2 separate regions of the Mus musculus genome follow, and region 2 is linked to region 1. The links are chromatin loops, found by intact Hi-C in ENCODE. Cell type or tissue: heart. All regions are shown on one strand. Each heading gives the region's core, and the rest is flanking DNA. Links, peaks and the distances in the headings are about the cores only. Region 1 overlaps Mrtfb (myocardin related transcription factor B). Region 2 holds the start of Gm32596 (a long non-coding RNA gene).

The links. Hi-C counts contacts between places; a loop is a spot of excess contacts. Peaks named below come from ENCODE experiments on the same cell type or tissue, not always from the same donor. Only the 100,000 strongest peaks of a DNase experiment are listed, where the experiment ranks them.
Region 2: a loop joins it to region 1, with 1.8 times the contacts of the local background. A loop is called at or near these places in 3 of 42 quality-filtered maps.

What each region holds. Positions count from the first base shown.
Region 1 is chr16:13,323,594-13,335,264 of GRCm38, forward strand. Mrtfb (myocardin related transcription factor B) reads left to right here. Exons shown (of 17, transcript NM_001122667.2): 3 at 2,789-2,978. The coding sequence starts at 2,825. Among named protein-coding and RNA genes, the nearest start is that of Mrtfb, 73 kb to the left of the region's middle. In heart, for the core only: no CTCF peak of the experiment used is centred there; a DNase peak (open chromatin) is centred at 6,728; H3K27ac peaks cover 690 bases.
Region 2 is chr16:13,154,087-13,165,757 of GRCm38, forward strand. It overlaps Gm32596 (a long non-coding RNA gene), which reads right to left and starts at 5,209. Exons shown (of 3, transcript XR_384684.2): 1 at 5,120-5,209; 2 at 4,920-5,011; 3 at 1-109. In heart, for the core only: CTCF peaks have their summits at 6,231 and 6,434; DNase peaks (open chromatin) are centred at 5,595 and 6,315; H3K4me3 peaks cover 1,173 bases; H3K27ac peaks cover 941 bases.

The sequences.
Region 1 (11,671 bases), core at 5,233-7,732:
GTCATTCCTGTTCAGCTCATGCTTAGACAGCAGACTCTCTGGTTCTCTGGCTCCTAGGATCTTTCGGTCTCCTCTTTGCAGTATTCCCTCAACCTTAGGCGCACTGGCTGTGCTGTAGATGTGTCCTTTAGAACTGGGCTCCACAGCTGGGCTCTTTGAGTAGTTGCAGTTTCTGTAAAGGTCTTTGACTGTTGAAAAGAGACATTTCCTTGATGAAGGGTGAAAGCTACTCTTAACCAGGGAGTCCCTGGAGAATGGTGTCGAATTTGTTTAAGAACAAAAGGTGCGTCCTAGGTTGATGTTACAGCATTCTCCTTTTATTCACTTCCTGCCAGATGAGTGCTGGACGTTTCCTTTTGGAATGTTTCTGTTACTGAGTTCTGTACTGAGTCATTCCTTTCGCCAGTTCCAGACAATCACAGTTTTGTCACTCTGCCCGTTTCAAGCTGAGTGATGTTTTTTTACCTGACAGCTCACTTTTGACCCAGTGAGGCAATCCATTCTAATATGGTTTCTTTTAACATTTCACAGTGGCCGTTATATAACATCTCAACTAGGGACTTCTAGACACAGTGCTGTTTATAATAGACGGTGGATTTAAATTTCTAAAGAAATTGTCAAGAACTTAAGTAGACTTTAAGATGACATTCTGCAAATTTCAGAATATATTCTATGCTCTATCAAAGATGTTCACAGATACTAAGTAAAAATTTTTAACTTACTCTTTTCCCTTTGCTACATTTTGTAAAGATTTATGTAGCTTATAATTTTCTCGATTTGGGAGTGTGTAGGAGTTTAAGGTTGAGTACAGTGTCAAGGCATACGTTGAAAAAAAGATCTTTCAGTATTAAGAACAGGTAATACTGCCTTGAAAATATTTTTGAATCTTTGTTTAAAAGACCCTCCAGCTCATCACCATTGATGTCCAGAGTCTATGCATATCACCATTATAAGGGCGTTATGGTACTTGTAGCTTCAAAATAATTTTGGCATGAATAGATTTTATTTTGTAGGAATAATTAATTCAAAATGAAAATTCAGTGTTGAAAAATCTATGAGTTATATTTTAATTTTTCATAGTGAAATAAGTAATTTTGCCTATAAATTCATCTACCTAATGGAGCCTTTTGAATTCACCATTACTTGGGAGCAGTATGTAGTCCTCAGCCTCTCCTCGGCTTCCTTCCATTCATTACCTCTGAGAGAATCATGTCTTTGTTTCTTAAAGTGTGTTAGTTGTGAGCATATATATTTTTATATTTGCTCTTAAAAAGAAGCAAACATTATCAACATTTCTTTCAATTAGAGCAGTGTAACATAATCATTGGAAGATTAATTACTGTCTTATCGCTTACTATCTTATCACTTGTTAGTGTCTGTCTTATCTCTTCCTCATTACCCTCCCTTTCTTTTGGGAGTTAATTGGGTAATTATTAGAATATTATTTAAATTCCCCCATCCGTGTCTCAACTAAGATTGTCTGTATTGTTGTGAACAGTTATTTAGGAATTACTGTCTTCTACCTTAACTTTCGAGTCTTTTCAAAACATTTATTTACAATCTATAGAAATGTAGAAATGCTGCTTGCATTAGCTCCTTTCATCCATTATGTTAAAATTGTCATATGGATTTCACCTGCAAAGACCATGCCAAGGTGTCAGCTTTTGCATTGAATTTAATACTAAAGAATTAAGAAAAGCTACTTTCAGTTCTTCCCGTGGGCATTAGCATTGTGGTGCATCTCACTCCTAAGATGCTCCATCTGCTGCATGAGTCTTCTCTGCAGTCTGACGCACTGCCATCTTTATTGAAGGATGTTTTCAATGACAGTGGGATTGTGGTTGGCAGCTGCAGAGACTCTAGTTTTTGATGATTTCTTCTTAAGACCCTTTTTAGGTAAAATTCAACTTCACCTTCCATATTTTGGGCAGCTCAGCACACATCAGTGTAGTTGTTCTTGCCATAGCATATTCTACAGTCTTTCCTGAACATGTAGTGCTTAGGGATCTCTGAACTGAATAGAAAGCCAAGGGACACATTTGTACTCTGCAGGCTAGCTGACTTTCAACAAAGGTGCAAAGACAATTTAGTAGAGAAGGTGATCTTTTCCACAAGTAATGCTGTAGCCACCAGCCATTCTTAAGCCACCAGTGTTGATTCAGATCTTACTGCGTATACAAAACTTTGTATCTTAGACTTAAATTTTTTTGTATCTAGAAGGAAACACAGGAGTTGACCTTTGTGGCCATGGGCTAAATTACACCGTGGTAACAAGCAATTCCAAGTCCAAGTCTGGTTGACGTAAAATACACCTTTTTTTCCTTAACTGCTTTTTCTTTGCTCTGTCTTAGTTCATTCTGAGGCCCAGGCTGGTGAAGGAGTCTGTGAAGTACTGCTGGTTGCTATGAGTGCTGATTTAATTTAAGAGTTCCCCAAAATATAGGCACTGGGGTGGATCTTCAAGCCAGCACACGCCTTCATTTTTACTAGTGTTTGTTGACTTCTCATCTAGCATGTGTTGAAATCTTTAAATGACAGTGATAGCTATAGTTTTTATGAATCCTTGATACAATAATATATGCAAAGTGCCTTTTAGGTTATATTTACTTTTTAGATAGGAGCCATCTCCCTGGAGTTGTTGAAAGAGCCTGAGATGCAGAGAGGAGGAGCCGGCAATGGGTGCACAGATAGAACTGAACTCGAATGCCTGGCTTAACACTTTTGTGTCAACTGGAGAAAACTTAAGATACTATTTCATTTTTAAATAGTTTGTCACTTTCTTCAACAGGCTGCGTAAAAGAGGTGTCTCAGTGGCTGGAACACAATGGATCACACAGGAGCCATAGACACAGAGGAAGAGCTGGGGCCTCTAGCCCATCTTGCACCAAGTCCTCAAAGTGAGTCTGTGGCTCACGAATTCCAGGAACTGTCTCTACAGTCCAGCCAGCACTTACCCACTCTGAACGAACGGAAAAATGGTGAGTCCAGCTGCATGTGGGACTCTGATTTAGATGGTCTCCCTTTTAGTGGGTGTAGATAACTCCAGTTTATAACTCTGTATGAGTTACACTTGGCAAGCCCCATAAGCGATGTTCTCTGAGAAGGGGCAGGATTTCACTTCCCGTGAATTTCTTTGACCATGTCACCAGCACCTGTCTTTATTCATAGTACTACATTTAGAAGTCAGCCTTAGATTAGCCTATCTTGGACTGGGAAGATCTCTTGCTGGAAAGGCACTGTGAAGTTGCTGATACCAGAGAAGTGGGTGTTGGCCATGACTGCCTTCTTCCCTTTACCATCGCTAGTGAGTTGGACCTTAATTTCAGAGTGGTAAGAGTTAGCCCACTCAGTGAAAGCAAGGCCTTCTTGGGTGATTTTTATACTAATGGGCACAAGCTGAGCTAGATTCTTTTTGAATTTAGTTCTTTTTTGTATACAGAGTGGATATTTTCTAACCAGTCCTTTTTAGTGTGGTAGATTCTCATTGATGACAGAGGCATCCCAGAGTCCCCAAAACATGAAACTAATGAGTAAAGACAGACTAGATACACTTAGTTCTAATACAGTGTTGTACACTTCAAACGTAAACACAGTGTGCTATTCAAAGAGTACACTGACCATACTCAAGGAGAGCCCAGCCCAGAACTTGATGGGTCTGCCTTGTTGTCAGAGGCCTCATGCCTTTACCTTTACAAATAAAATGATTTTCCTACAGAATGTTTTCCATTCGCCCTGTTAGGTGTCCTAGAGTCTGGGCTCTCCTTGCCAAGAGCAGAGTGCTTCAGGACAGGGATTTGCATGAACTTCCTGTGCCTTAAGAGTCATGTACCTTTGTGTCCTGTTAAGTTCTGCCCTTGACCATCTTAGCTTAAGCAACACACACAGACTCAGTTCTGTAAGATTGCTTTTAGGCATTCTGTCTCCAAGAGCCTGGCTTTACTGTGAACAATGGCTGAGACAAACATAGTAACTCAGAAATGAGTAAATACAATCAAGCTGCAGTGCACTCCTGGACCAATTTCCTGTCCCAAGGACTTGAGTAGTGTTTGGTATAAAATCAGAAGGTCAGACTTCTCACAAACTGGCAGGGTGTAGCAGAGGAGGGATGCACACAGAGTGGATAGACCTGGGACATGTGGTCCATGTGGAGACCATGTTCTCTCACCGATGCTCATTTACATACCCAGGTGTAAGATGGATACATGGATAGAACAAGCTCCTCTGAGACAATCATTTTGTTATTTTGGTGCTAAGGACTGAACCCAAGCACTCTACCACTGAAGTCATCTCCTTCCTGCACATGTCATTAGGGAGGTCGATGAAAGGTAGAGGGTTTAACTTACTAAGATAGCTATACTTTATGAAATAACGCAATCATTTGTAGAAATATCGCTGTTCCTACTGTCCTCCTTACTAAAGCCACAGTGTTCATCAGCTGGCATTCTCTCATGCACTCACTTCCAGGGTTCATCTTTGTTTCTGTCACTCTGAAATCCAGCAGCTTTTAAGTTACCCATGTGATCTGACACTGAAGTTTTCATGCTAGACCTTAAGCTCCACTCATGCAACAGTTGGGCTGTTTTCTCCAACCGTAGTCTCATGTCCGTGGCCTTTGAGACGTAATGATTTATGTTTGATTCATCACCGTTTGTAGTTGTACATAGATGTGGACTTTTGTTTTAGAGTAAAGCCACTGTGTGTTCTTTTTTCAAGCCACGTGCATATTGTTTAGCAGTTCTGACTGCACGGGAAGCATATGCTGCCTTCCAGTCTGTCTATGCCTGCCTGTTTGTTTCCCAGATCAGCCACTCTTACTAGTGTCCTTTGTGAGAGAAAAATGTTTGACTATTTTAAAGAATAGTTTTGAAACACTTTTTGTAGTAACAGTATTGTACTTTATAGCTTGGAAATAAGGAATGCATTGATTTTTTTCTTCCATTATCATTATAGTGATTCTATAAATATACATTTATTTTTGAATGAAGTTGGCTTTTTAGCCAATGTGTTTTCCCCAAGAGTAATTTCTGCTCAGGGTTAAGCCATGAAAGAGCATCTCACCGTGAAGTACATCTAAGGATTCAAGTAGGAAGTAACTCCCTTGTCTTTCCTAAAATGACTGCAGAAAAACTGTAACATCCACCTGCTTTACACACACATCCAAGATGTGAAAGTGATTCTTGTGTACAAGCGACCAGAAATCCAGGTAAAAACCCTAAAAGGGAGATTCTGGTCAGGGAAGAAGAACCTGAGTCAGCAGAAGTGAGTTAGAGCGATGTGCTAACTGTGGGTAATGACATATTGGCATTCCTGGACAGTTGTGAGAGTCGAATCTGTGTCCTCATCCCAAACACAGTGTGATTCAAGGCTTTACTTAGCCACCCCATAGAGTGTGCATGTGTCAGTTACACATAGATACTATGACTACCATTTTGTCCAATTAAAACAAATTAAAATGTTAAATAAAAGAAAACCATGTTTTGAACAGAACATTATATATATGAAAGATAGGTGATAGACCTGACTTGCTTGCTTTCTTTGATGTTTTAATGTATGTTGCTTATACTTTTAGGTCTTCCTAATCTTATGTTTAAGTTATATCAAAATGTCGGTATTAGTCTCAAAACCACTTACAAAGTATTGTGTAACAAAAAATTGTGTGATTCACGTGTCCCTGCTTGTGTACTTTGTAGTTATGCCTGTGCATTTGAACTTTCCTCACTGTTGCTGCATTCTCTTCTGTTGGATATATTGTAGGTGTTTAAGTGATTAGTGATTAGTGTGTAGGCGGATCGCATCATTGTAGCCTATGTTGCTAAAATGACACCCAGTAACATCTCAATCAGGCATTCAGGCAGTCAGTTTTTCCACATGGGCCCTATAAAGGATATAACATGCAGTGTTTCTTTATAAAAACAGCCTACCCACAGGGCACTGAGCTTCATTCTGGCATAGTACACAGGAGTTAGCTCCATCTTATTTACATATAGATGCTGGCCTTTAGTATGCGATGAGAAAAGCTCAGGTGGAAGACATATAGGTAGATGCCACATTTCCAAACGAGCTGCAGCCAGATCTTTCCTGTGTCCACACTCAAGGAGAGCTCTACTCTGGCGGACACTGTTGTGAGGTTGTTTGCAGGAAAGGAAAGCAGGACAGATGCAGAGCTATCAGGCATTGCCAGCATTCCTGCAGAGAAGCTACTGTAGCTGCTATGATAAAGAGCTGCTTGGTGCCTCAGAGCATCTTGGGTATTTCAATGAGTGAGACTCATCTCACTTCACACAGCCTCAGGCTCACTATCGATAATATCTATCTAGTAGTAGCAAAATTAGTGCCTGCCACCTGCCTATCCTGAAAGGCTTTTGATTGTGGCCTCCCACCTCTGTCTGACTCCCCTAATCTCATCCAAAACATTTACTGTGAAATGGCATTTGTAGGGTCCTAGTAAGGACACATTTCTTCTCAAACATTCAGATCATTGATTACCATAGTTAGGGACTTGAGCTTATAGCCTCATCTGAATTTTTTTCTGAGATTTTTTTCCCCCTTACATTATATTTATTCAGTGAGCAACTTAGACCCTTTCTTGCCTTGTTGTTAATGACCTTTCCAAGAGAGGAAGTGACCTACTCAAGAGTTGGTTGCACACAAGGAAACAAGAGAGTCCTTAGCTTGGGACTCAGCATAGGGCTTTATCTAGCCACACACAGTTAGGGAACTTTCCAGACCGTGGCCCTGAGCCAAGGGCAGACACCTTAGTGAATAACAGCTTCTGTTCACAGCTGCTCTGTTCTTTGCATTTTCTGAGAACATTTCCCCACCCCTCATTAGCCTGTTAGTTCAGGTGTTTGGAAATGTACAAACATAATAAACACTGTTCTTGGGCAGACTCTGCTCCTTGGCCTGCGTATGAGCTGGCACAGCGGAGTGGAGAGGTGAGCAGATGGCCAGTGTTGCCTCTGGAGCCGCAACACTCTGGAAGTTCACAGACAATGAACTGACAGCAGTGGATCATTCTCTGTGAAACTCCCCTTGCTCGCTTTCCTCCTGGCGTTTGGTCCACATGCTTACTATGACTCTTCAGGGCATCACTAAACACTGTGGCAAGGTTTGACGGTATTTCTATATTTATATATTCCATATCTAAATTTTTAATCTTTGCAGTCACTTTTTAAGACTTAGACTAAACACAAATATAAAGTTCAAAGACAAATTCTAGATTGACACCTGCAAATGAAATTCTTCACTGGTTGTGGCAGAAGATGGTGTTTGTGAACAGTTTATCTCCTGACTCCTTCAGAATGAAAATGAGGCCTTATAAGCCCCTAGTGCTGAGGTACTCCTTTTCATAATGGCTTTATAGTCTCCTATTGAATAACTTGTTTTGTTTCACAATGCCTATAATTACCTATAACCTGTCTGCCTTCTTCTGCTCTGGGTTTCTTATTTAGACAGTTGTTGTTAGTAAGGATCTAGTTTGTTTCACTATGTTGTGAATACACCCTCCAGCATATGCTGGTGGGAGGGGAGCAGGAGGGCACCTTTTCCACACCTCTGAGTTGGGTGTGAATCTGATCTGGTGCAGCAGGTAGACTGCCACAATGCTCAAAATACTCATATGTATGTGCTTTATGGCTTGCTGGTACCCAGTTTCAAAGGTACATCCTTAGGGCCGTAGACACCCCCACCCCCGTAAGAAGAGGCATTTGTTTGGAGTTTTAAACGGTGTCTTGAAAAGAAATGCCCTTGGAGCATCAGCAATTATTATATGTACTGAAAAGGTGACTTAGAGACTAGAGTAATTAGCAATTTAGTTTAAGCTGACATTGAAATTATACCATCATAACTTACACAAATGCCTAACCCGAATACTTTAAAAGGCTTTTTTTCTAGGTACTAGATTCAAAATGAATGGGTTTTGTGTTTTTTTTTTTATATAAATGAGATGATTTTCTTAAAACTAGAATCTACTATATGTCTTATTAGACATTGGACTGGTGAATAATGAACTAATTTGTAAAGTAGGAGTTGCAATCCCTCAGAGAGCATCAAGAAAAAGAAAAGAGATGTTAGAAACTATACTCTGCCCTACCTATGAAGAGGTATTGGGAAACATGAATGTTTTGTTCAGTATCATTCATCTTATACTTTAAGATCAGTAAAGCAGTACTGTTGTAACAGAAAGCAACAAGATGAGCAAGGATAACAATGGACTGGATCTTTCTCCTTCCTTCCTTCCTTTCTCTCTCTCTCTCTCTCTCTCTCTCTCTCTCTCTCTCTCTCTCTCTCTCTTTCTTTCTTTCAGTGTGTAGTTAATGATCACATAGACTAGGAAGCAGTAGTAGTACCCAGTGTTTCTAACTCCTTTAACCATGCTGTTGGCTCTTCTGCCTCACTGCTGCCCTCACTGTTATTAACAGGAAGTATAGTCTTTGGGGAGTCAGGACTGCAGCTTCCTCTGCCGGCTCAGTCTGTGAGCACAGGTAAGTCTGAGAAGCAGTCTGTCACAGCACACCCATCCCAGTGTCTTGTCTGCAGCTTCAGCCATTGTTCCCTCTGGCTGCCTTTTTCATCACATCACATGCTCCTCTACGTCATTGTCACTGCTGTTCTGTGTCCTTCATTAGGCAGCACAGCTGTCAATATGCTCCCACATCAGCCCCTGACGACTTTTCCATAGATCCAGAGTAGTCACATGTCATGCTATTAAACATATATATGAGCTCTCTGTTGTCAAGTGCTCCTCATTGTCAAAAGGAAAGAGAAATCGACTTGATGAGTGTTATTCTTAATATGATGGGTCTACCTTAGAATATACAATATTCTCTTCCTGTGGTTCTCAGAGGTTGGCAGATATGTGTTAATGTGCTGATGTCAAGTTTAAAAGGCACTATTTCACCTCTTTTTAAAAGCCCAAATGATCAGTGTCTTTTCTTGTCATGTATGTTCCTGTTTTCATTGAGAAAGTGCTAATATTTGTATTTACTATCTTAAGATGTTGTTCTGTGATCCTTGTGTTTAATAGGACATAATAAGAAAAGCAAGAAGCCTCATTTGCCACTAGTCTTGGGTTCCTGCAGGCTGCATTTAGAACCTGCCAGGTGTTTGGATGGTTGACAAGCTGCAGACTGGGAAGTTGATAGCAACAAAATTAGAACACTACCTGGAATAGACGCCTCCTCCTGACAGGGCAACTGTGCTGCTTGCTGACTGTGCAGCTTGCCCAGCCTCTCATGGAATACTGCACTTAAAAACAGTCAGTCCACATCTCTCATGGTGTTGAAAATTGGCACTTCGAGGATAGAAATAAAGATACTTTTCTTTTTACATTTATTTATTTATGTGTATGAGTGTGTACACACATGCTTATGCCATGTAAAGGCACCATGGTTCTTTCCCTCCCCTGTCTTTACCATATGGGTTCTGAGGATTGAGCTTAGACCATCAATTAGCAGCAGGTGCCTGGACTAGCTGAGCCATCTCACTGGCCATTGAAAGATCTATTTAAAAAGTATTATTAGCAAACAGTATTGAGATGACCGTTGTGTGCCTTACCCTAAAATAATTCTTAGATTTCCAGCCTCTAATGCAAGGCCCGCAATTGAGAACACAGCGTTTCTGTGAAATTGTTGGACGTGTAGGTCTCTGAAAGCAGTTCCCCTGACCATATACAAACAAGCAGTGTAGAGCGGGTTCTGGCTGGACACACAGGGTACGTTGTAATAAGCACTCAGTATTTCATGCTTGAGGAGCAGCACACAGAGTGACTGAGAACAGCAGCTCTGACACCAGCCAGGGCCAGCCCCTAGGGGGACCTTTACTATCTGCATCTTCCTCCCTCCGCTTGCTTCCCTCCTGCAGACTGGGGTCCACATCTACTTCCTGCCCTGTAGATCAATTTGACAGGAGCGTAAGTTACTCTATAGGGTTTAGAACAGCGCAGAATAAGTGTGGATACTTAAAGAATCTGTTATATTTGTCCATGACAAAGGCATATCATTTTTATAGGTTTCTCCCAATGATGTTTTATAACTTGATGGGCTTGTTTTGTTTTTTAGTAGTCCCAGTAATTTTTGCTTCCATTTCCACAGTGACTTCTTTTTAAAGAAACTAAAATGGCACCCAGCTTCTTCCTGCCACTCATACACCTTCACAACACTGACAGGCAGCTTATGGTCCCTGAGAGGGCAAAAGCAGTGGGCACAAAGTTCCCAGGAAGCTATCTCTCATGGGTCCCACCAGTTCCCACAGCCCTAGCATTCCCTGTGCATCACTCAGTGTCTACAAGGAAGGACTTTCAGATTGTAAACCATGTGAAAATACAAACAGGCCAACATTCGGGCTCTCTAGGGACCCTGCCATCCAGAACAGACTCCAAGCTGACATTTTCACAGGCTACTTGCAGGAGCCCCAGTAGGGCAGGTCCAGGCATCAAGCTCCTGAACAGACCCCTCCATCACCCAGGGCTGGAGTGCATCTGCTCTCCCTCCCGGGTTCTTATTGAGGAGATTACATCACTAGGTGTGGCTACTAAGATCCCGAAGGCCTGTGGTGTGGATGATGACTGCCGGGCAGAAGACATGCGGTATTTTAAAGTAATAAAATGTTTAGGGAGGTTTCTTCTTCTAGGTCATCATCTAAACTCTTTTTTACTTCAATTACAGGAAATCTCTGGCATAATCACATCTCTATTGTTTTTGTTATGACTTGATTTAGTTTTTTCTATTTAACAAAGAAATTAGATTAGGTTCAGAAATGACTCACTAAAAAATAAACATGGCTATTAAGGACGTGTTTATGCTGCTGTGACTTGTTTCCCATTGATTTTGACATGCGCAAAAGTAGACATACATGCAGTGACTTAGAATGTTCTTCTGAGACATCGTTCAGTGATTTGTCTGAAGCTCTAAGTTCAGGGAATGGGGCTGTAATGGGCTTTATTTGATCCCTTTCAATACTTTATTGTGTACTAATATACTTTCCTTGTTTAGCATTTTATATGTATGTTCTATATAAAATAACTTTATACATACATGTAAAACTAAAAATAAATGTGAAGGGCAGAACCCGCGTGATTTGGAGGCTGGATTACTTCAGAAATAGGTAATTAGGATTGATCTGACCTATAGTTGGAGTGAAATGCTAAAAGTCCTGGGGTTTTCCTGCCGGAAGCCCAAGTGGCATGTCTAAAATTCCAGAGGCGGGGCAGGATTCCACACTGGAAATTAAGGGTGGGAGATGTTCTTAGAGGTTTCTTTATGTGTCCTCCTGTTTCTTTTCAATGAGTTAACCCTTAGATGAATCTACAGGTTTCAGCTATTAAGAGTCCTACACAACTGGAAATTTCCGTATCCATTTCTGTTGTAGGACTGTAATATGTTTTGAGCAATGTTTTAAGGGATATGAACAAGTAGATGTGTTCTCAACTAAACCCCTTCAGGTTGGCAGTATGAATAAAATATATCTTATCATATTCTGTTGGGGACCCAGGATAGTTTAGATGTCCCTAGTTTTAAAGGAAAAAAGAAAAAGGAAGGAAACTAAATTGAAGTAACAAAATTGGTTATAACAAGTAGTAACCGAATTGTGTGGCTCTTGGTCAATGTGTAAGATATAAATGCTGAAAAGGATGCATAGATGAGTGCTTTTCTCAAGCCAGGATTATACTGGT
Region 2 (11,671 bases), core at 5,273-7,772, 170 kb before region 1:
TGCATGTGTTGGTCTGGTTCGAGGCCTCTGACTTGTGCTGTGCTATCAAGACTGGAAGCTCACTGGGCGTCCTCTCGGATATTCTCTTGTTGCCCTGGGTCAGGAGATCCTGTAGGACCAGGTCTATCATGCACTCCAGCAGACTCATCAATGGGGTAGAGAAGGGGTGGGCTCTCCTGCTCTCACACCCCTGGGTTGGCTCACTGGAAAGTCCCATCTCCTACCTCCCACACTCCTATCCCCCACCCCACCTCTCCGACACCCCCAGGCAACCAGAGCCAGTCCTACTGCTCAGGTGAGATACAGGACCTGCAGCCAGTGAGGGACATGACCACTTATCCCATTCTCATGACCTAGGAGCCTGTTCTTCTGCCTGTCATAGAGGGCCAGGGGATGGGTGGAAGGCATCTCTCCTCATCTGGACCACCTCACAGCAGATGAGAGGCAGGGCTGGCTCTCTTGAGCTCATATGTGACTCCCAAATCCAGGGCTAACTCTACTGTGGTGTCCAGGCAAGGTGCAGGACCTGTTTTCCTGAGTGCTGCAGCAGGTGAGGGCTAACCCTCCTGGTCTCATGACCTCAGGGCCAGTTCTCCTGCTTGCCATAGGTGTTACACACACACACACACACACACACACACACACACACACACACAAAATACTTTATAAAAAATATTTAACTTCATTTTTTCTTTTCTATGAATCATGGTTTTGACTTTTGAAAACTACTTTTCCACAGCATTGCCAAACAAGCTCCCATGACTCTCAGGGATGAGGCCTGCTTCCAGCATTATATATTGAAAAGTTACACCTCATTAAAAATAAGAGTATGTGGGCTTCAAAGATGGCTCAGTAGTTCAGAGCACTGGCTGCTCTTCTAGAGGACCCAGGTTCAATTCCCCATACTAACATGTTAGCTCAGCCATCTACAGCTCCATTTCCAGGAGAAATGGCACTCTTTTCTACTCCAGACACACACATAGTACACAGACATACATGCAGGTGAATCACCCATACACATAAAATTTAACCAAAAAAAAAAATACATTTTAATAGGAGACATATGTATATACTAAAATATATACTTTCATATATATACATATAATAAGATAAATATAAGTAGGATTTATATAAAATATGTATTGTGCTATGTTTATTATATAAATACATATATAAATTTATATATAAAATAAGCATATAATAAAGTAAATAGTATAAATAAAAATATATTAAAAGTAAATCTACAAGCCAGTCCCACAACACCCAGAGGAAGCTCTGCTCCCAGGCCCTCTAACACGTCCAGGATCCTAGGATCAGAGGTGAGGAGGACACAACATCTGCCCCAACACCAGGAGAAACTGGGACCAGCGAGACCCAGGCACCCAGGAATTCTTCCCACCACCAGTAGCACAGGCTCCTTCTGGTCTGAGCCGGTGCCCTAAGCAGACCTTGGGCACAAACTCAGCCAGCCCCACAACACCCAAAGGAAGCCCCACTCCCAGGCATTCTAACACACTCAGGATCATAGGATCAGAGGTGCCCTGAGCAGACCTTCAGTGCTAACTCCGCAGCCAGTCCCATGACACCCAGAAACAGCTCCTCTCCCAGGTGCTCTAACACGCCCAGGATCACAGGATCCTAGGATCCCAGGAGCTTGATCACACCAGGATCTCAGGATCACAGAATCACAGGGTCACAGAGACAGCTGGACTCTGAGGAATTTTGACACAAACAGGATCACAGGAAGGACAGGCTCCAGTCAGATACAGTGAGGGCAGCGAGCACTAGAGATAATCAGATATCAAGAGGTAAGTGTAAGAACATAAGAAACAGAAACCAAGATTGCTTGGCATCATCAGAACCCAGTTCTCTCACCATAGCAAGTCCTGTATACACCATCACACCAGAAAAGCAAGATTCGAATCTAAAATCACTTCTCATGATGGTGATAGAAGACTTGAAGAAGGACATAAATACAGGATAACACAGGTAAACAGGTAGAAGCTCTTAAAGAGGAAACACAAAAATTCCTTAAAGAATTACAGAAAACATAATCAAACAGGCAAAGGAAATGAACAAAACCATCCAAGATCTAAAAATGGAAATAGAAACAATAAAGAAATCACAAAGGGAGACAACCCTGGAGTTAGAAGACTTAGGAAAGAGATCAGGAGTCATAGATGCAAGCATCACCAACAGAATACAAGAGAGAGAAGAGAGAATCTCAGGTACAAAAGATACCATAGAAAACATTGACACAACAGTCAAAGAAAATGCAAAAAGCTCCTAACCCAAAACTTCCAGGAAATCCAGGACACAATGAGAAAGCCAAACCTAAGGATAATAGGCATAGAAGAGAGTGAAGATTCCCAACTTAAAGGGCCAGTAAATACCTTCAACAAAATTATAGAAGAAAACTTCCCTAACCTAAAGAAAGAGATGCCCATGAACATACAAAAAGCCTACAGAACTCCAAATAGATTTTACCAGAAAAGAAATTCCTCCAGTTACATAATAATCAAAACACCAAATGCACTAAACAAAGAAAGAATATTAAAAGCAGTAAGAGAAAAAGGTCAAGTAACATATAAAGGCAGACTTATCAGAATTACACCAGACTTCTCACCAGAGACTATGAAGGCTAGAAGATCATACATCTATGGGCAGATGTCATACAGACCCTAAGAGAACACAAATGCCAGCCCAGGCTGCTATACCCAGAAAAACTCAGTTACTGTAGACAGAGAAACCAAGATATTCCATGACAAAACCAAATTTACACAATATCTTTCCTAAAATTCATCCCTTAAAAGGATAATAGATGGCAAACACCAACACGAGGAGGGAAACTACACCCTAGAGAAAACATGAAAGTAATCTTTCAACAAACCCAAAAGAAGATAGCCACACAAACATAATTCCACCTCTAACAACAAAAATAACAGGAAGCAATAATCACTATTTCTTAATATCTCTTAACACTAATCGACTCAAGTCCCTAAAAAAGACATAGACTAACAGACTGGATACGTAAATAGGACTCAACATTTTGCTGCATGCAGGAAACCCACCTCAGTGATAAAGACAGACACTACCTCAGAGTAAATGGCTGAAAACAATTTTCCAAGCAAATGGTCCCAAGAAACAAGCTGGAGTAGCCATTCTAATATCGAATACAATCAACTTTCAACCTAAAGTTATCAAAAAGGACAAGGAAGGACACTTCATACTGGTTGTCTTAGTCAGGGTTTCTATTCCTGCACAAACATCATGACCAAGAAGCAAGTTGGGGAGGAAAGGGTTTATTTTGCCTCCAGAATCTGTCAGCGAGAGAGTAGCTCTTGATTAGTCAGGGACTGGCTCCCTGTGCAGCTTTATCTCTGGGCAGAGCTGCACGCAGCGGCTGCTGAGGAGAGAGCATGGGAAGTGTGACAGGGCAAGTCTGTTTCTGATGTGTCACAGTCCAGGTCATAAGCCTCACTCAGTCCTGCAGCAAAGAGAATTCAAAGGCAGAAAAGGCCACAGGAGAGATGAAAGGGCTCCAGAGATCAGAGGAGGAAGTTACACCCACACAGGGGCATCCACGGCATCCACGCGGGGCCAGCCAACCCAGAGCAACTGAGCTGGGAAATGGCTATGCTTTCTGGCTACCCTGCAAGAGTGGGAGGTGGGACAGAAGCCATGTCCAGAATCACTGTAACAGCCCCAGCAATGGGAAATGAGGGTCACAACTGAATTGAGGCTTCAGAAATGGAAAAAAAGGGACATAAACTGAAGAAGCATCACGCGCTGGGGAGGGAAGCTTGCTCTACAAGAGATGTCCTGAGTTCAAATCCCAAGTACCCACGTAAGAAGTCAGGCAATATACAGCACAGAGGTGAAGCTCAGTGACAGGTGCCACCTCAGGCATTGAGAGCACAGGAGAAGACACCTGATGATGTCCTGCTCTGTGACCTCACATGTGCATGTGCACGCACACGCGCACACGCAGTCTGTGCAGCAAAATGCCTAGGGAAAGACTAAATCTAAGTGATGTCCAGTTTTAAGCCTGGACTCAAGAGATGATAAGAATATCTAACAAAATTAAAGCAAGTCTGGAAAGGGTCTTTTTCCCCCCAGGGGAAAGATAGCTCTAAATTAATTATTTGATTGTAAGTCAGAGACAGGAGACAGTGTATTATGGAGATGTAGTAGATGCTGGCATTAAAGCAATGCTGAGGGCCTCTGAGGAACAATAGAACTTTAGAAAATGGCTCCATCTAGAGGAGGTGGAGAAACGGAACCAGCTAGCACCTGTGATGTACCTAGTCAGCAGGGAGTGCTGGTCAGCTTACACTGCAACCAGAGAAGGTCACTGTGGGTGACAGGTGTGGAGAATCCAGGGGGGACAGCCTGGGAGGCTGTGAAGCTGGAAAGGGTGAAGGCCAGGAAGAGTCAAGTCAGCTAGCATCAGAGAGAAGGTAGTCTCGCTAGCAGGTGACCAAGATGAATGAAGGCGGAGCAGAGCTGACTAAAGGAAAGAAGATGCTGGACCACTGAGATGGTTCAGTGGGTAAGGATGCTTTCAGGTAAGTCTGATGGCCTGAATTCAGTCACCATGCCCCACATGGTAGAAGGGAAGAAGTAGCTCCTACAAGTTGTTCTCTAAACCCCACATGTACACCATGGCTTGAACTCAATGATACAAGCACGCACAGACATGCACACACACACACACGCACACGCACACGCACGCACACACACGCACGCACGCACACGCACGCGCACGCACGCGCACACACACACACCACTGAATAAATGTGTTGAGAATGGGGTTGGGAAGAGGAAAAATAAAGATGGATTTTGCTTTTCTAGCTTGTCACACCTACAGAAAACCTGTCTGGGTTGCCATCATTTATGTTCTCGTGTTTACCCCTAACCTGGGAGGGAAGTGTCAAGCCCCAGGAAATCACAGCGAGCTCCTTTCTTCTTCCTGCTGCTTTGTAACAGCATTGCTGTTTGGCTCTGTGGTCTGTGGGTGTTGGAAGATAACAAAGGATCAGCCTAGAGCCCCTTTACATACGTAACCCAGCTTCAGAGGCTTATTATTATTACTTAAAACCTCCTTCCAAAAACTTACGAAATCAAAATGTGTGCTGGTTACTGTCACCTGGAGCTGAAAGTCGACATTCAGCAGCTTGGAGAGGATTGTTATTTTGGTGGTGCTGAGAGCACTGTAACTGGGGCAGCTGGGTTGCTATGGTGACTGGGTCTCAAAACAGAGCCCTGTGCTTCGACACATCCACACAGCAGATGAATCTCAGGTTGACATGGCCGTGACACTCATCCTAGTTGAAGCATCCACAAACTCCCATCAGGACCCGTGGAAGGGAAATTTGGGATCAGGGCCCCCAAAGCACTGGTTAAGAAGTTGCAGCTTGGGCTTTTTTAAGCTGGGTCTTCTCAGTCCTCACGGTCCTGAAAACCTCTGGCTCACAGCCTAAAGCTCTCCCTTAGGGGAGGCTGATAGCTTGGGGAAGGTTCATCCCGGAAGCGAGTATGATTAATTGCTCCAGTGCTGACAGAGGCTGAAAACTTGAGACTCAGACCACATTCTTGTCACTAATAGATGAGATGAGGGTGGGGCAAATGAGTGTGGGACTGTACTGAGGATCCAGCTGCTGCTCTGTGGCTTCCTGCCTGGAGCAGCACCCAATAGGTCACTGCACACCCACGGTTATCGCAACACTATTAGCAAGAGCCAGGGTCTGCCATCAGCCCCATTAGTGTATTGTGACAAGAAGACTTGGGTCAGTTCAGAGAGATGGGTGGAACTGTAGACAGTCAAGGGGTTTTTTTTTTTGTGGGGGGGGGGGATTTTTTTTTTTTTAAAGAAGCCGGCCTGAGACAAATATTACTTTTTGTCTCATTGAGGAATCTGGACTTCTTTTTTTAAAAAAGAATTAATTAAACTATAAATATATGTGGCATGGCAGTAGATGAGGAAGAAGACCTGCGGCAGGGAAAAGGAGAGACAGACACAAGAAGGCAATTGAGAGTGACTGTGAGCAAAGGATTATGATATGTATGAAAACGACGTGATGAAACCCAGCATTTTCACTGACTAAAACAAAGCGAACAGAAATGTGCAGGTACTTTTGCGGCGAGGGTGGGCGGGAACCGACACTGCCTTTGGGGTGTGCTCCAAGCAAACCTCCGCGCCCACGCTGTCCTTCCGGGTCTCGACAGTAGGGGTCCCCGTTGAGTCGCGCGTCTTACACTACGCTGTGGTACTGGACTAAGGACGGAGACGCTTTGAATAGGGAGTATCTGCCTCTGCTGGTTCTTGCCTAAGCATGACATGGGAAAGCAGGGAAGGCGGGGTGGGGGTGGGGAAGATTCCTGACTTGCAGCATGACTCATGAACAAACGGAGAGAATAGTCGCTGCTTCTCATCGGAGCCCCAGCACGCCCCGGGACAAGCCTGAGTCAGACCAGAAGTCCGGAGTCTGGTCGGTCAGAGAGCATTTTCCCCCTTGAGGGAGAAATATATTTAGGGGAAGTGGTATGAATTTCTTAAGATTGCCGGAAACCCCACGTTAAACCCTAGGCTTCTAGAAGTCGAATCCGTCAAAACCAAGAAGCTTCCCGATTGAAGATAAAAATTGGCCACCTCCGCAAAGACACCAAGAATAGGTAAAAATAGATAGATAAATAAATAAATAAATAAATAAATAAATAAAAATTAAAAAATAAAAAGGTTTGTGACCTTAGTGGCAGCGGTTCTACGACACACGCACCCAAAACCAGCAGCCGTGCCTACCTGTGTGCACCTTACAGCATAGAAACCCGACCAGTGATTTTTGTTCCAATTGTACTGGTTTTGTTTTTGAGACAACCCAAGCTAGTGTCAAAGGCAAAATCTCCCTACAGCAGCCTCCTGAGTGCTAAGATAAAAGTGAACTGCCACACTAAACTTTAATGTTCGTTTGTTTGTTTGTTTGTTTTTAAAGAAGAAATATAGTTAGCCAAGCCTGATGACACAGACCTGCAATTCCAGCCACTAAGGAAAAATGAAAAGTAACTGGGCTGTAAAGTAAGTTTAGGGCCAACCTGGGCAACTTGGTGAGACTATCCCGAAAGGAAAGGTAAAGAGGGTTGTGAATATGTAACTTAGGAAGTGCTTTCTTGGCATGCCATGACCCAGTGGTTCAGATAGACGACAGACAGGCAGACAGACACTTTAGTGGAGGAAAAAAAAACCAGCTGTCCAACACTATATTCGTTGTGATCTCCTGGGGGCTCCTTACTTGTCCATGTCTAAGGATTTGTTACTTATATTTAGTGAAGACACATAAAAAGACCAGTGTAAAGGGACCACACCACAGAGGGCTGAGTGTCACACCTTGCCCTCCAGAGTGTCTGCCACTGCAAGCGCCACTCACTTCTACTACTCAGCGGCCTGTTCACAGGCCTGGAGGGAGTGGAAGCCAGGGGATCAGGTGAGCAAGGATTGGCAATGGCTCAGGAGAAGACGTGGGTAGAAACCTTAGGTAGCAATGGAAAACCGAGGCACCTTGAGTTGTACCCCGCCCCCTCCCCACCCCAGGCAGCCACAGGACAGAGAAGCCCATTCTTGAGCCAGTGAAAGCAAGTTGAGTCAAGTCTACAGCCTGAGTGCACTTGAGGGCTGCTGTCACCTGTGCTTGCAAAACACACGCATGAAATTACTAAACACTTGGAGGTGTGTACACCAGCAAGCTGATTAAATTAGGGGGAAATGAGCACATGTACACTTAAAATGGAAAAAAAAAGGCATCTAGTCAGGTGGAGTTAATCAAAAGTATACAGCCTCAGAGGCAGGGTGGCCCAGATTTATTTTTCATGTAAATATCTTTGATTGGAAAAATATGAGCATGTTTCTACACATGGCCTTGCTTATGAGCTTCTAAAAACTATGTAGGGCTTTTCTGACTTCTAAAACACCCTCAATAGATAGTAAAGAGACTTTTCCCTTTTTTCTAAATAGATATTTTCTTGGGGACACCTGCTCTGCTGGCTAACCTGAGACGGGGCTTTCCTGCTTTCATTTGACGGCTCACCTTACCCCAAAGGCTTGATTATTTCCTTCATCTCCCCATCTTTTCCTCCCCCTCTCCCAATTCTCATGCAGCCCCTATCTGTTCCTATGGCTGTCTTTTAACATATATGCACATTTAGAAAAAAGACTCAATTTATTTTTAATCATGCATATGTGTATCTATGTGGGGATATGTGAGTATAGGTGCCTAGGAGGCCAGAAGAGGGAGTCAGAGCCCTGAAGGTGAAGTTACAGGAGGTTGTGAGTGCCAAGATATGGATGCTGGGAACCCAAACTCCTTAGCAAGAACAGTGCATGCTTTTAACTTCAGAGACATCTTTAGCCCGATGTAAGTGGCTTGTCTTCAAATCTCTGTCACTGTTGCTCTGTGTGTGTGTGTGTGTGTGTGTGTGTGTGTGTGTGTGTGTGTGTGTGTGGTTTTGTGTATAGTTTTATGTATGTGTCTGTGTCCAGATTTTATACAAACTTTGAAAGTGTGCCCTTGACATAGGAATTAACCTCTCACACAGTGGCTAGCTACATCCTTCATCCCCCAAAACAGCCCCAAATTCGAATTACTCATTGGATTGACATGTGTCATAAAGCATTTCACATTTTTCAGATCTGTTTTTGCAAGTGTTTAGTGTGTGTGTGTGTTTACACCTGTCAGTGGATGCCAGAAGTCAACTTCAAATGTCATTGCTTAGATATTGCTCACCAATTAGGCCTCATTTTACATTTAATTCCTTGTAGGAATAAAAGAGCAAAGATGTGTGTCCTGACTGGTGGGAGAGTAAAGGAGCTGTCCAGGTCTCAGATATCCACTGGTTTCTCTTGTGGGTAGTAGAGAGGGGTTTTAAGATGGAAGGGAATTTTTGTAAAAGAAAAGAAGATTCCCAGGTGTGCTCTTGAAATGTACTCCTCAGAGTTCTGGAAATCATCGTTATGATTTTGTTGGTAGGGGGCTCCAAACTGTCTTTTCTTTTTTAATTTTATTTTTTATGTTTTATTGGTGATTTTCTTTATTTACATTTCAAATGTTTTCTCTTTTCCAGGTTTCCCCTTCAGAAACCCCCTAACCCATCCTCCATCCCCCTGCCTCTATGAGGGTGCTCCCTTGTCCACCCACTCCTATCTTCCTGCTCTGGCATTCCCCTACAATGGAGCATCGCACACCCTCCCAATGATGTCCAACAAGGCCATCCTCTGCCACATATGTGGCCGGAGCCATGGGTCCCTCCATGTGTACTCTTTGGTTGGTGGTCCAGTTCCCGAGACCTCAAGGGAGTCTGGCCAGTTGACAGTGTTGCTCCCTCCGTGGGGCTGTAAACCCCCTCAGCTCCTTCAGTCCCTTCTCCAACTCTTCCATCAGGGACCCCCAGCTCAGTCCAATGGTTGGCTGCAAGCATCTGCCTCTGTATTTGTCAGGCTCTGGCAGAGCCTCTCAGAAGACAGCCATATCAGGCTACTGTCAGCACGCACTTCCCAGCATCCAAATACCATCCAGGTTTGGTGACTGTAGATGGGATGAATTCCCAGGTGGGATAGTCTCTGGATGGCTTTTCTTCACTTTCTCTCCATATTTCCTCCTGTGAGTATTTTGTTTCCCCTTCTAAGAAGCACTGAAGCATCCACACTTTGGTCTTCCTTCTTCTTAGGCTTCATATAGTCTGTGAATTGAGTCTTGGGTATTCTGAACTTTTGGGCTAATATTCACTTATCAGTGAGTGCATGCCATGTGTGTTTTTTTGTGACTGGGTTACCTCACTCAGGATGATACTTTCAAGTTCCATCCATTTGCCTGGGAATTTCCTGAAGTCATTGTTTTTAATAGCTGAGTAGTATTCTATTGTGTAAATGTACCACATTTTCTGTATCCATTCCTCTGTTGTGGGACATCTGGGTTGTTTCCAGCTTCTGGCTATTATAAATAAGGCTGCTATGAACATAGTGGAACATATGTCCTTAGTACATGTTGGAGCATCTTCTGGGTATATGCCCAGGAGTGGTATAGCTGGGTCCTCAGGTAGTCCTATGCCCAATTTTCTGAGGAACCGCCAGACTGATCTCTAGAGTGGTTGTACCAGCTTGCAATCCCACCAGCAATGAGTGGCCGATTATATGGTCAATTTTGGAGAAGGTACCATGAGATGCTGAGAAGAAGGTATATTCTTTTGTTTTAGGGTGAAATGTTCTATAGATATCTGTTAAATCCATTTGGTCCATACCTTCTCTTAGTTTTGCTGTGTATCTGTTTATTTTCTGTTTCCGTGATCTGTCCAGTGGTGAAAGTGCAGTGTTGAAGTCTCCCACTCAAAGCACTAGTAAAGTTTCTTTTATGAATGTGGGTATCCTTGCATTTGGAGCTTAGATGTTCAAAATTGAGAGTTCATCTTAGTAGATTTTTCCTTTGACCAGTATGAAGTGTCCTTCCTTGTCCTTTTTGATAACTTTAGGTTGAAAGTTGATTGTATTCAGTATTAGAATGGCTACTCCAGCTTGTTTCTTGGGACCATTTGCTTGGAAAATTGTTTTTTAGCCATTTACTCTGAGGTAGTGTCTGTCTTTGTCACTGAGGTGTGTTTCCTGTATGCAGCAAAATGCTGGGTCCTGTTTACATATCCAGTACGTTAGTCTATGCCTTTTCATTGGGGAATTGAGTCCATTGATGATAAGAGATAAGAAGCAATACTGATTGTTGCTTCCTGTTATTTTTTTATGTTATTTTTATGTTTGTGTAGCTATCTTCTTTTAGGTTCGTTGAAATAAAATTACTTCCTTGCTTTTTCTAGGGTGTAATTTTCCATCTATTATCCTTTTTAGGGCTGGATTTGAGGAAAGATATTGTGTAAATTTGGTTTTGTCAGGGAATATCTTGGTTTCTCCGTCTATGGTAATTTAGATTTTGCTGAGTATAGTAGCCTGGGCTGGCATTTGTGTTCTCTTAGGGTCTGTATAACATCTGTCCAGGATCTTCTAGCCTTCATAGTCTCTGGTGAGAAGTCTTGTGTAATTCTGATAGATCTGCCTTTACATGTTACTTGACCTTTTTCTCTTACTGCTTTTAATATTCTTTCTGTGTTTAGTGCATTTGGTGTTTTGATTATTATATAACTGGAGGAATTTCTTTTCTGGTAAAATCTATTTGGAGTTCTGTAGGCTTCTTGTATGTTTATGGGCATCTTTCTTTAGGTTAGGGAAGTTTTCTTCTATAATTTTGTTGAAGATATTTACCGGTCCTTTAAGTTGGGAATCTTCACTCTCTTGTATGCCTATTATCTTTAGGTTTGGTCTTCTTATTGTGTCCTGGATTTCCTGGATGTTTTGGGTTAGGGGATTTTTGCTTTTTCATTTTCTTTGACTGTTGTGCCATTTTTTTTTAAAAATGGTATCTTCTGCACCTGAGATCGTTCCTTCTATCTCATGTATTCTGTTGGTGATGCTTGCATCTATGACTCCTGATCTCTTTCCTAGGTTTTTTTTATCTCCAGGATTGTCTCCCTTTGTGATTTCTTTATTGTTTCAATTTCCATTTTTAGATCCTGCATGGATTTGCTCAACTCTTTTACCTGCTTGGTTGTATTTTCCTGCAATTCTTTAAGGGATTTTTTT